Linked DNA regions of Homo sapiens: region 2 is linked to region 1. Evidence: chromatin loops called from intact Hi-C (ENCODE). Cell type or tissue: CD14-positive monocyte. All regions are shown on one strand.

Evidence for each region. Peaks named below come from ENCODE experiments on the same cell type or tissue, not always from the same donor. Only the 100,000 strongest peaks of a DNase experiment are listed, where the experiment ranks them.
Region 2: a loop joins it to region 1, with 5 times the contacts of the local background. A loop is called at or near these places in 54 of 110 quality-filtered maps.

Annotation. Positions count from the first base shown.
Region 1 is chr15:90,084,923-90,089,922 of GRCh38, reverse strand. IDH2 (isocitrate dehydrogenase (NADP(+)) 2) reads left to right here. Exons shown (of 11, transcript NM_002168.4): 4 at 1,176-1,336; 5 at 1,421-1,564; 6 at 2,348-2,484; 7 at 2,660-2,811; 8 at 4,536-4,648; 9 at 4,825-4,922. Among named protein-coding and RNA genes, the nearest start is that of ZNF710-AS1, 5.2 kb to the right of the region's middle. RefSeq lists enhancers at 1,925-2,838, 4,944-5,000. In CD14-positive monocyte, CTCF peaks have their summits at 2,514, 2,716 and 2,915 (motif pointing right); a DNase peak (open chromatin) is centred at 2,942; H3K27ac peaks cover 1,812 bases.
Region 2 is chr15:89,757,841-89,762,840 of GRCh38, reverse strand. No RefSeq gene overlaps it. Among named protein-coding and RNA genes, the nearest start is that of MESP1, 9.1 kb to the right of the region's middle. RefSeq lists a silencer at 1,368-1,457. In CD14-positive monocyte, CTCF peaks have their summits at 1,735 and 1,934 (motif pointing left); a DNase peak (open chromatin) is centred at 1,910.

The DNA.
Region 1 (5,000 bases):
TTGCCCTCCTGCCACTGGCTTGGCCTTGCAGGTCTGCCTCTGTCCCCATGGTCATGCAGGGTCACTGAGAGGTGCCCCCACCAGGCCTAGACTGGCTTCTGGTCCTTGGCTGTTGGGGCCGCTCTCGAGGGTTCCATGAAGTCACAGCAGTGTGTGTGCAGAGGGGCCAGGTTTGGATAATTCGAGAAAGGATGGTTGAGGAGTTTTCTGAGCTCTCTCTTCCTACTTTCCACAGTTGGAGGGAGCTGGCGGAAAGTACTCGAGATACATCTGCAAATTCCCCAGGCCTGCCCCTGTCCTGCAGGTCATGCCTGACCCACAGCACTGGGATCATTTGAGTGTTGAGCTCTTCATTTCACCTGAACCTTGGGAGTTGTGTATCCCCATTTATGGACAAGGCAGGAGAGGGTCACAGCCTTAGGAACTGGGGTGGCGTTGGGGCCAGGACCGGAGCATGTGGAGTGGGCAGTGTGTTGTCAGGCTTCGTCAGACAAGTCCTTCCCCCGGACTGTACTCCCTCCATGTGTGATGTGGGAATCATAATGGCCAACAGAGCACTTAGCATGGACCGGGCACCGTTCTAGGCCCTTTACACACGAGCTCATTTCGTCCTCACGACAACACTTAGGCTGGTTATTTTTCCAGTAATTTTTTTTTACAGCTTTGGTTGAGCCACTTTTGTAAGCCTCACCATTAAAACTGGCAGACTTGCTGGGCATGGTGGCTCACACCTGTAATCCCAGCACTTTGGGAAGCCGAGGCGGGTGGATCACCTGAGGTTGGGAGGTCGAGACCAGCCTGACCAACATGGAGAAACCCCATCTCTCCTAAAAATACAAAATTAGCTTGGTGTGGTGTCACATGCCTGTAATTCCAGCTGCTCGGGAGGCTGAGGCAGGAGAACCGCTTGAACCCAGGAGGCAGAGGTTGTGGTGAGCCGAGATCGCGCCATTGCACTCCAGCCTGGGCAATAGGAGCAAAACTCTGTCTCAAAAAAAAAAAAAAAAAAAAAAAAATTGGCAGACTCCAGAGCCCACACATTTGCACTCTAGACTCTACTGCCTTCCTCATGAAGAATTTTAGGACCCCCGTCTGGCTGTGTTGTTGCTTGGGGTTCAAATTCTGGTTGAAAGATGGCGGCTGCAGTGGGACCACTATTATCTCTGTCCTCACAGAGTTCAAGCTGAAGAAGATGTGGAAAAGTCCCAATGGAACTATCCGGAACATCCTGGGGGGGACTGTCTTCCGGGAGCCCATCATCTGCAAAAACATCCCACGCCTAGTCCCTGGCTGGACCAAGCCCATCACCATTGGCAGGCACGCCCATGGCGACCAGGTAGGCCAGGGTGGAGAGGGGATCCACTGACCTGGGCACCCCCCGACTGGAGCTCCTCGCCTAGCCATCCTCTTGTCTCTGCAGTACAAGGCCACAGACTTTGTGGCAGACCGGGCCGGCACTTTCAAAATGGTCTTCACCCCAAAAGATGGCAGTGGTGTCAAGGAGTGGGAAGTGTACAACTTCCCCGCAGGCGGCGTGGGCATGGGCATGTACAACACCGACGAGGTGAGGCTGGCTTGGGCATCCTGGGCCCCTCCTCTCCCAGCTTGTCTCTTCATCTCTGTCTCGTGGCTTTCCTTTCTTCTGTAATGGCCTCATTCTTAGGCCACAAAGAGGCAGAAATGGCCACCAGGGCTGGGCATGGTGGCTGACACTTGTAATCCCGGCATTTTGGGAGGCCAAGGCAGGATTGCTTGAGACCAGAAGTTTGAGACCAGCCTGGGCAACAGTGAGACCCCATCTCTTGAAACAAAAAGAAAAGAAAAGAAAAGAAAAGAAATGGCCACGAGCAGCTCCAGGCGTACTCCTGCCTGCTTGGCTACCCTATCAGAAGAGAATGCCTCTTTATCCCCAGTTCCAGCTCCAATGCCAGGCTGAGTCACATGACCACCTCTGAGCCAATCACAGAGGCCCTGGGGAGAAAGGCTTCTGATTGGATAAGCCAGGGACACACTGTCAACCCCAGCGCTAGGCCTGGGAATTAGCCCTGCCCCAGCCACATGTAGTCTAAGGCGGTGCTTTCCAAAAAAAAGTTGTTTCCAAAAAAAAAAAAAAAAAGGCGGTGTTTTCCAAAAAAAAAAAAAAGGCGGTGTTTTACAAAGCAAAGTTGAGAGGGAGAGGCTGGGCCAGCAGAAACATCGTGTGCACTGCACGGAGGCTGGTGTTAAACAGTCGCGTGGGCGGCGGGGTACCGTTCCTGGAGAGCTGGGCCTTGCCCTGGGAGGTGGGAGGTTGCCGGCAATCGCCAGGCTAGGGCACCACGCCAGGGCCCTGTCTCTCCCCCTGCAGTCCATCTCAGGTTTTGCGCACAGCTGCTTCCAGTATGCCATCCAGAAGAAATGGCCGCTGTACATGAGCACCAAGAACACCATACTGAAAGCCTACGATGGGCGTTTCAAGGACATCTTCCAGGAGATCTTTGACAAGTAAAGCCTCATCCATGTACTCTGTGGCCTTTCTTCCCTTCCCCCCATGCTGTTCCCATCCTACCCTGGGAAGGTCGCTATTAGAGTGCATTTGGCTCAGCTCCGAGGCTCAGGGAGGGATCCCCAACCTGTCAGCCTTCTGCCCTCTCCCCATAACAGACCTTTTTACTCCCAGGCACTATAAGACCGACTTCGACAAGAATAAGATCTGGTATGAGCACCGGCTCATTGATGACATGGTGGCTCAGGTCCTCAAGTCTTCGGGTGGCTTTGTGTGGGCCTGCAAGAACTATGACGGAGATGTGCAGTCAGACATCCTGGCCCAGGGTACGCTGGGAGGACGCTGCTCCCTGTGGGGGTGGACTGTTGGTCTTCTCTGGCTGGAGGGATTTTCAGACCCTTTTGGTAGAAAACTCTAGTGGAGCAGGACTCATTGCAGGGTCCTCTGTGGACAGCAGGGGGCAGGAGCTCCCTGGCATCTGAGTGAGAGAGGATCACAAATTAGGTTTGGACTGGTGTATGACTGAGGCTGCTCTTAGAGAGAAAGGAGGGCACAGGAATTCCAGGGCTAGGTTGACAGCCCTAAGGTTGCTCCAGTCCATGATGGAGCCTCATGACTCTTTGGTTCCAGTAGGAAAATGGGATCAAGCGGGACTGGAGGTTCTTTAAACTACAGCGAATGCATTTTGCATAGTGAACCTAATGGATGGAAGAGAATGTTGGGGAAGCCTGCAAACCCCCAAGCCCTAGGGTGTCCTAAAAGACAAATCAGATTGCAGTAAAAAGTATAGGTGATGAGGTCAGGAGTTTGAGACCAGCGTGGCCAACATGACGAAACCCCGTCTCTACTAAAAATGCAAAAAAATTTAGCTGGGCATGGAGGCGGGCACAGTCATGGACACCTGTAATCCCAGCTACTTGAGAGGCTGAGGCAGGAGAATCTCTTGAACCCAGGAGGTGGAGGTTGCAGTGAGCCGAGATTGCGCCATTGCACTCCAGCCTGGGCAACAAGGGTGAAACTCCGTCTCCAAAAAAAATAAAAAATAAAAAATAAAGTATAGGTGAGACCATTAGAGAAGAACAGCGAGAAATGGGCCAATTGTGTTGGGAACAAGAGCAGGAAAGGTGGTAGGTGTGGGAAACAGGCAGGACATAGAGAGTGAAAGAGAAACCTAAGCTTACCAGGGCAGCTCCTGGTATGGGGAAAAGGGAAGCCCAGGACGGGTTCTGATGAAAAGCAGAGTCTTGTTACTTTGTGTAAACCTTTGGCTTTACTTTGGAAAGTTCAGTGGGGATCCTCTCACCGAACAATTCCCATCTAGGATAGAAGGATGAAACGCCATAGCAGATGAGGCAGAGGCATGAAAATGAACCTTAAGTGTCTAAGGAATGGTGTGAAGGTGCAGGTAAAATGGAGAAGGGATTGCTTACAGCCAAAATTCTTAGAATTCATAGACAAAGCATTTTCCTGTAGATGTTGTCCATGTTTTCTTTCTTCAATCCTTATTTTGGTGTCATGGGGGTGCCTTTGAAGCCCTGGAGTCCTTGACAATAGAAAAGCTTGCTGGAGTTGACATGTGGATTTGGGAGCATTCAGAAATTAATCAAAAAGCTTGAAAGTGGCCTAAGAGAGTAGCTGCAAAAGTGATTGTTGGGAAATAGCTGACCACAGCTTTATTGTTTTCCTTGAATGTGCCTCCGGGTCACGAGCCAGGCTGGGTGGCAGGCTGTGGGGGACCACAGGACTCTGTGGCCTCTTGGGCCCTGTGGGCCACAGGCTGTGGGGCGCCTGGAGCTGGTGACACAGATGGATGTTAATGTGCTGGTGATAGCCACCCTCCAGTGCCCTCCAGCCCTGTGCTGGGCCCTGGAGACCCACAGGAGGGTGAAGAGACCTGGAACAGTCCCTGTCCTCCCAGTTGCAGCTGGGGGAGGCTGAGTAGAGCCACGAACTATGGCAGCTACAATATTGGGTTGTAGAGGGCAGCAGGGCTCAGCTGGGTGGCCCCAGGAGAGGCGAGGCCCTGAGAGAAAGGCTTTCTACCCTCCAGGCTTTGGCTCCCTTGGCCTGATGACGTCCGTCCTGGTCTGCCCTGATGGGAAGACGATTGAGGCTGAGGCCGCTCATGGGACCGTCACCCGCCACTATCGGGAGCACCAGAAGGTGAGTGCAGGGCATGGGGCCTCACAATGCCCCTCTACCCCAGGGGCCTAAAGCCCACTGGGCTGAGGGCTGGAAGGACGAGCCTGACCCACCAGCCCAGGGGCGGGCAGCTGTATCTGGGCAGCCTCCTCACTAGCTGGCTCGGCTCTTGATCTCCCTGCAACCCCCGTCCCCAGGGCCGGCCCACCAGCACCAACCCCATCGCCAGCATCTTTGCCTGGACACGTGGCCTGGAGCACCGGGGGAAGCTGGATGGGAACCAAGACCTCATCAGGTGAGCATGGAGGGAGAGGCCGGAGCTGCCCAGGACAGGCTCTGGGTCCTGCCCTTGCACAGATGGGGTCTCATTCTG
Region 2 (5,000 bases), 330 kb after region 1:
GCCTCGGATCCTCGGCCTCCCAAAGTGCTGGGATTACAGGCGTGAGCCACCATGCCCAGCCTTTTTAATTTTAAATAATAAAAAAATAATAAGAAGAAAGAAACCTAAACGATTCGGTATTCCCAGGCTGTCTCCCATCCTAGTACTTAGCTTCTGAGATAAGACAAGATTGGGCGCGTTCAGGGTGGTGTGGCTGTACACCAGAACTTATTTTTAAATTGCACATGTAATACATGAATGTAGTCTTCTTGTGAAAAATGTAAACACTGAAGACAAAATTCAAGCTTGACCAGCCCCCAGAACTCAGACCTGCCCCCACCCACACTCCAAACAAGTCCTGGTATGTTTTTCTATATTTGGTGTGTACCCAAGGCCTCTGTCTATGTACATATACACATATATACGATAGACCCTTACAGAATACATGGTATCATACTATGACTTTCTGTGTAGACGGGCTGTTTTTCAAATTTCATTTTCTTTTGCCTTTGCTTATATCAGTGGTGCCATACTGAATGAAATTTCTGCACCTTGATTTTGTCACTAAGCAGTCTGTCTAAACTTGCACTTTTAATCTTTTCCAATCAGGATGAATTGCTGTCAGGGGAATGGCTGGGCAAAGGGCATGGTGAGGCTGTTCTGAAGCTTCAGCCCAGCCCTGTCGAGTCCAGGAGGTGCATGGTTGAGGCTGACCTGGTTAATGGCAGCCAGCAGCACTGCCCACACACCTGGGGCACCTTGGCCAAGGCACCTGGCCATCCTGTGTGCTCCCAGGGCCTGGGGTGGAGCATAATCTACAAGGCTGAAGAAAACTTCCTTGGCTCAGGCCAAGCGCTGGATCGTGGATTTCTCTTGGTGAGGGGCCTTGGGAGCTGAGGATAGAGTTCCTCTTGTCCTCGGTCTTTGGCACGTGGTCAGTACAGATCATGTAAGACCCCTCTTTTTATTTCACATCTGGCCAATTTAAGCTCTCTCCCCCTTCCCTTCAATGTTCTCTAGCCTGTCCAGGGATGCCCTATCCCCAGCCTCTGGCAAAGGACCCCCGCCCACTGGCGCTGCACTTCCCCAGGTCCTGCCCAGGCATTCCAGCTAGGCCCCGGGAGCCCCACTCTGCTTTTTACTGGGTCTAAAGTCAGATACCTTGGGGGCATTCTCCTAACCTCAGATGGAGCACCCGGAGCTAGCCAAGGGCCTGAACCAGGCAGCTCGTATGAGGTCCCAGGCTGGTGACCTGGGCCGGCCCTGCACTCTTCATCCTTCTGCCCGGGGCTGGCCACCCTCCCAGCACCTCACCACTGTTGCGGGCAGTCAGTAGGGGAGAGGGGGCACTTAGGGCCCAAAGCCTCCACTTCCTGCCTGGATACAGCTCCATCTTGGGCTTTTCTGGAGGGCCTGAGCAGGCTGGGCACACCCAAGTTGGCAGCTGAGCCAGGTCTGCAAACCCTCACCCGAGAGCTGGCAAGAGTTTCGAGTTTCGGTCAGCTTGTGGTCTGGCCTCTTTCTACCTCAGCTGCACCTGGGGCATGTGTGTGTTGGGGAGGGGTGTTGAACTCTGCTTGGCTCCTGCCTTCCTGAAACTGTCATCCTTTTCCTCATTCTGATGGGCTCCCATCTTGCTCCACGTCTCTGCACACAGATGCGTGCTTTTCCTGGTGGACAGACGGGCAAACGTGTCCAGAGAGGGCAAACGGCCTGCCTGGGGTCACATGCCCTGTCACACAGGCACTGAACCGGCCTTCATCTATTTCTTAAGCCAGCCCAGCATCCCTGACACATCTACACAGTTCCCAGCGCACCCCCAAATAGAGCCAAGCCTGGGTTCTGGCCCTAGCCCCAAAAAACGTCCTTAAGGATTGGAGGAAGAGCTGTCCAGCTCAGACCCAAAGATCCCACACGGCTGGGCAGCGCCCTCTGTTGGCTGTGGTTGGGAGTGCGTGGACACTGGAAAGCCAGGGGTGAACCCTCTGTCCCGACTGGGGCCTTCCCACCAAGGCAGGCAGTGTCTCCCAGGACATCTCAGCAGGCAGTCGGGAGCCCCTGCTCCATTTTGCAGGTGGCATTGTGTGACAAGTGTGCCTCCTCTCTTTATACCTCAAGTTTCCCCACTTTTCACTCTAAGGCTGAGACCCATTGGCACTTCCCTGGAGAAAGTGAAGGAGCATAAATGCTACGTCCCTTAGGAGAGACGTGCTATCTGCTTACCCTGCATTGTCAGCCAGCTCCAGACCCACCAAGACGCGGCACTTCCTCTTGAGCCTTTCCTGGAATCTGCCAAGTCTCTCTCTCCCACCCCCTCCCTCCTCGTCACCCCTGGGCTGCCTGCGACTTCCACTGGCTGAGCACCCAGCTGATCTGTAGCCAGATAATCAGATTATTGTGGGTCTAGAATAATCTATTCCATATGGCTTGCCAGCTCAGTGGCTCCGAGAGCTGAAGGTGTGAGGGGAGGGAGTGATCGTCCTTGGAAGGGGCTGCCCTGGGAGCTGCGGAGCCTCAGCGGGAGGCTGATAGGAAAGGAAGCACAGGTGGGGGAAGGTGAGCCCGCCTTGCTGGGCCCTCTGACTTCTCTGGGCTTCAGCCCAAGCATGGCCTCCAGGCCTCACGATCTGAGACCCACAGGGGCTGGGTGCTCCCCAGGGCCTTTCCCACCTTTTGATTGGGGTGGGGTGTTCACCGTGGGGCACCGCTGCATAATTTCAGGGAGATTTTATTTTTTATCCTCAGGCTGCATCCTCCAGGGATCTGGTCCATGAAGTCCAGATGGGGCCTGCAAGCTCTTCTTCTTCTTTCTTCTTCTCTCTTCTTTCTTCTTTCTTCTCTCTTCTCTCTTCTTCTTCTTCTTTTCTTCTTCTTCCTCTTCCTTCTTCCATCTTTCTTCTTCTTCTTTATTCTTCTTCTTCCTTTTCTTTGTTTGTTTGTTTTTTTTGAGACAGTTTCACTCTTGTTGCCCAGGTTGGAGTGCAGGGGTGTGATCTCGGCTCACTGCAGCCTCCACCTCCCAGGTTCAAGCAATTCTCCTGCCTCAGCCTCCCGAGTAGCTGGGATTACAGGCACCCACCACCGTGCCTGGCTAATTTTTTGTATTTTTATAGAGATGGGGTTTCTCCATGTTGACCAGGCTGGTCTCGAACTCCTGGCCTCAGGTGATCCACCCACCTCAGCCTCACAAAGTGTGGGGATTACAGGCGTGAGCTACTGTGCCCGGCCTCTTTTTCTTCTCAGTCTCTGTGATGTGAAGCAAGGCTTAATGTGACCGGAGGGGTCCCCAACCCCTTCACTCTTAGGACCTCCCTCCAGGATGGAAGGAGCCACTCATCCTCCGAAGGAGACATGGGAGATATAGGGAGGACAGAACAGAGGCTTTGGCCTCTGACAGAGACAGATGGATGCCAGCTCAGCCCCTGCTCACCCTGTTAGGTGGGACAATCTCTCTGAGCCTCTGTTTCCTCATCTACAAAGTGGGGGCCACTACACCCACATCAAAGTGTGTTGTGAGTGTGAGCAGCGACCCTGCAAAGCTCCAGCCCAGTGCCAGACCTCGGGGGACAGTAGTGTGCACGCACGCTCCATGCAGCCTGAGTTGATCCGCACATGCTCAGCCCAGAAGGCAGGAATTACCCTGTGGCACAGCAACAGACAAGACACTGAGGCCAGAGATGGAGAGCGAGGTGCCCAAGTGGCACAGGTAGTGCATGGCAAGGCAGGGCCTCATGCCCACATTGGCCAGACTCCAGAGGAGTGTCCTGGGCTGTCTGAAGGCGGAGGCTTCACTACTAACAATCTCTCCCCTGAGAGGGTTGCTGCAGAGGTGTGGCGGGAAGATCCTTGGCTGTGGGGGACACCCAAATTAGGAGCTTCCCAGGAGATGCTAAGTAGGCTGGCAGTAGGAGAGCCGCTTCCTTCTCCTGGGGCCTCTGGCTCCGGCAGGGACAGGATTAGGGTCTGCAAGGGGACGATTTACATAGCACCTCTGATTAGTACTCCTATGTCAGAGGGACTGGCTGGGAAATGAGGGCCTTGGGGCTGGGAGGGGGGCCGGGCAGTGCCCAGGACCCAGGTTTGGCGTGAGAAGCGGGCTGGGTAGAGTGGGGAGGCTGAGGTCCAGGCCTGAGCCTGAGAGGGTGCTGCCCTGTCCAGCCTGCCCCCCATGCTGGCCTCAGCTTGCTCTGTCACCTCTGCTCCTGTGGGGCTGCCCCAAGGCCTCATTTCCCAGCCTTACACGTTTGGCAGAGGGTAGGCTCGGGCCAGGGGAGCAGAGGCCACTAGCTCCGGCACTTGTCAAAACACAGGCCCCAGAGGTGTGAAGGCCTCACCCCAGTGGGAGAGCGTGTGGGCCCTGCCGCCCGGAGAACTCATTAACTCAGGCAGCCCCCACATGAACCCACCGGAGAGGCTGGCCACAATAAGGAGATCAAAGGGGAGACAGGCAGGGGACAGGGAAGAGGAGGCTGGCTGGTGGGAGGCGGCAGGGACTGGGCTTCAGGTTGGGGTGCCTCCCATCCCTTAACTTGGTTCCATCAGGCCCACTGACCATTGCCCTTGCACCAGCTGGGCCCCTGGGGCGACTTCCCAGAGACCCCAGGGGAGGGAGGGACTCCATGTGTTCCCTTCAATTTGTCAGCCTTGAGGGCTGAAGACCCCAAAGACGGGACTGGGGATAGAACCTTCCCATCTGCCCCACCTCTCTCTTGCCATATTTGTGGGTTGTCTCCACAACTCACCCCTGTGCCTTTCTAACCCTACCTCAGTGGTGACACGAGGGATCTTCCTGTCACAGGCCATTCCTGATGTCCCTCTCCTGCTCCATATCTCTTGGTGGCTCCCACGTGCTCACTTAACATTAGCTATTAGGTTTCAGATCTGAGAACTTCTAGGGGCTGTGGTTTCAACATAAAGTGTGCTTCCCACACATATGGTCTCTTGTCCAAATATGTGTAGTTGATTTTGTACTTAATAAAATACAGGCTGGGCATGGTGTCTCATACCTATAATCCCAGCAC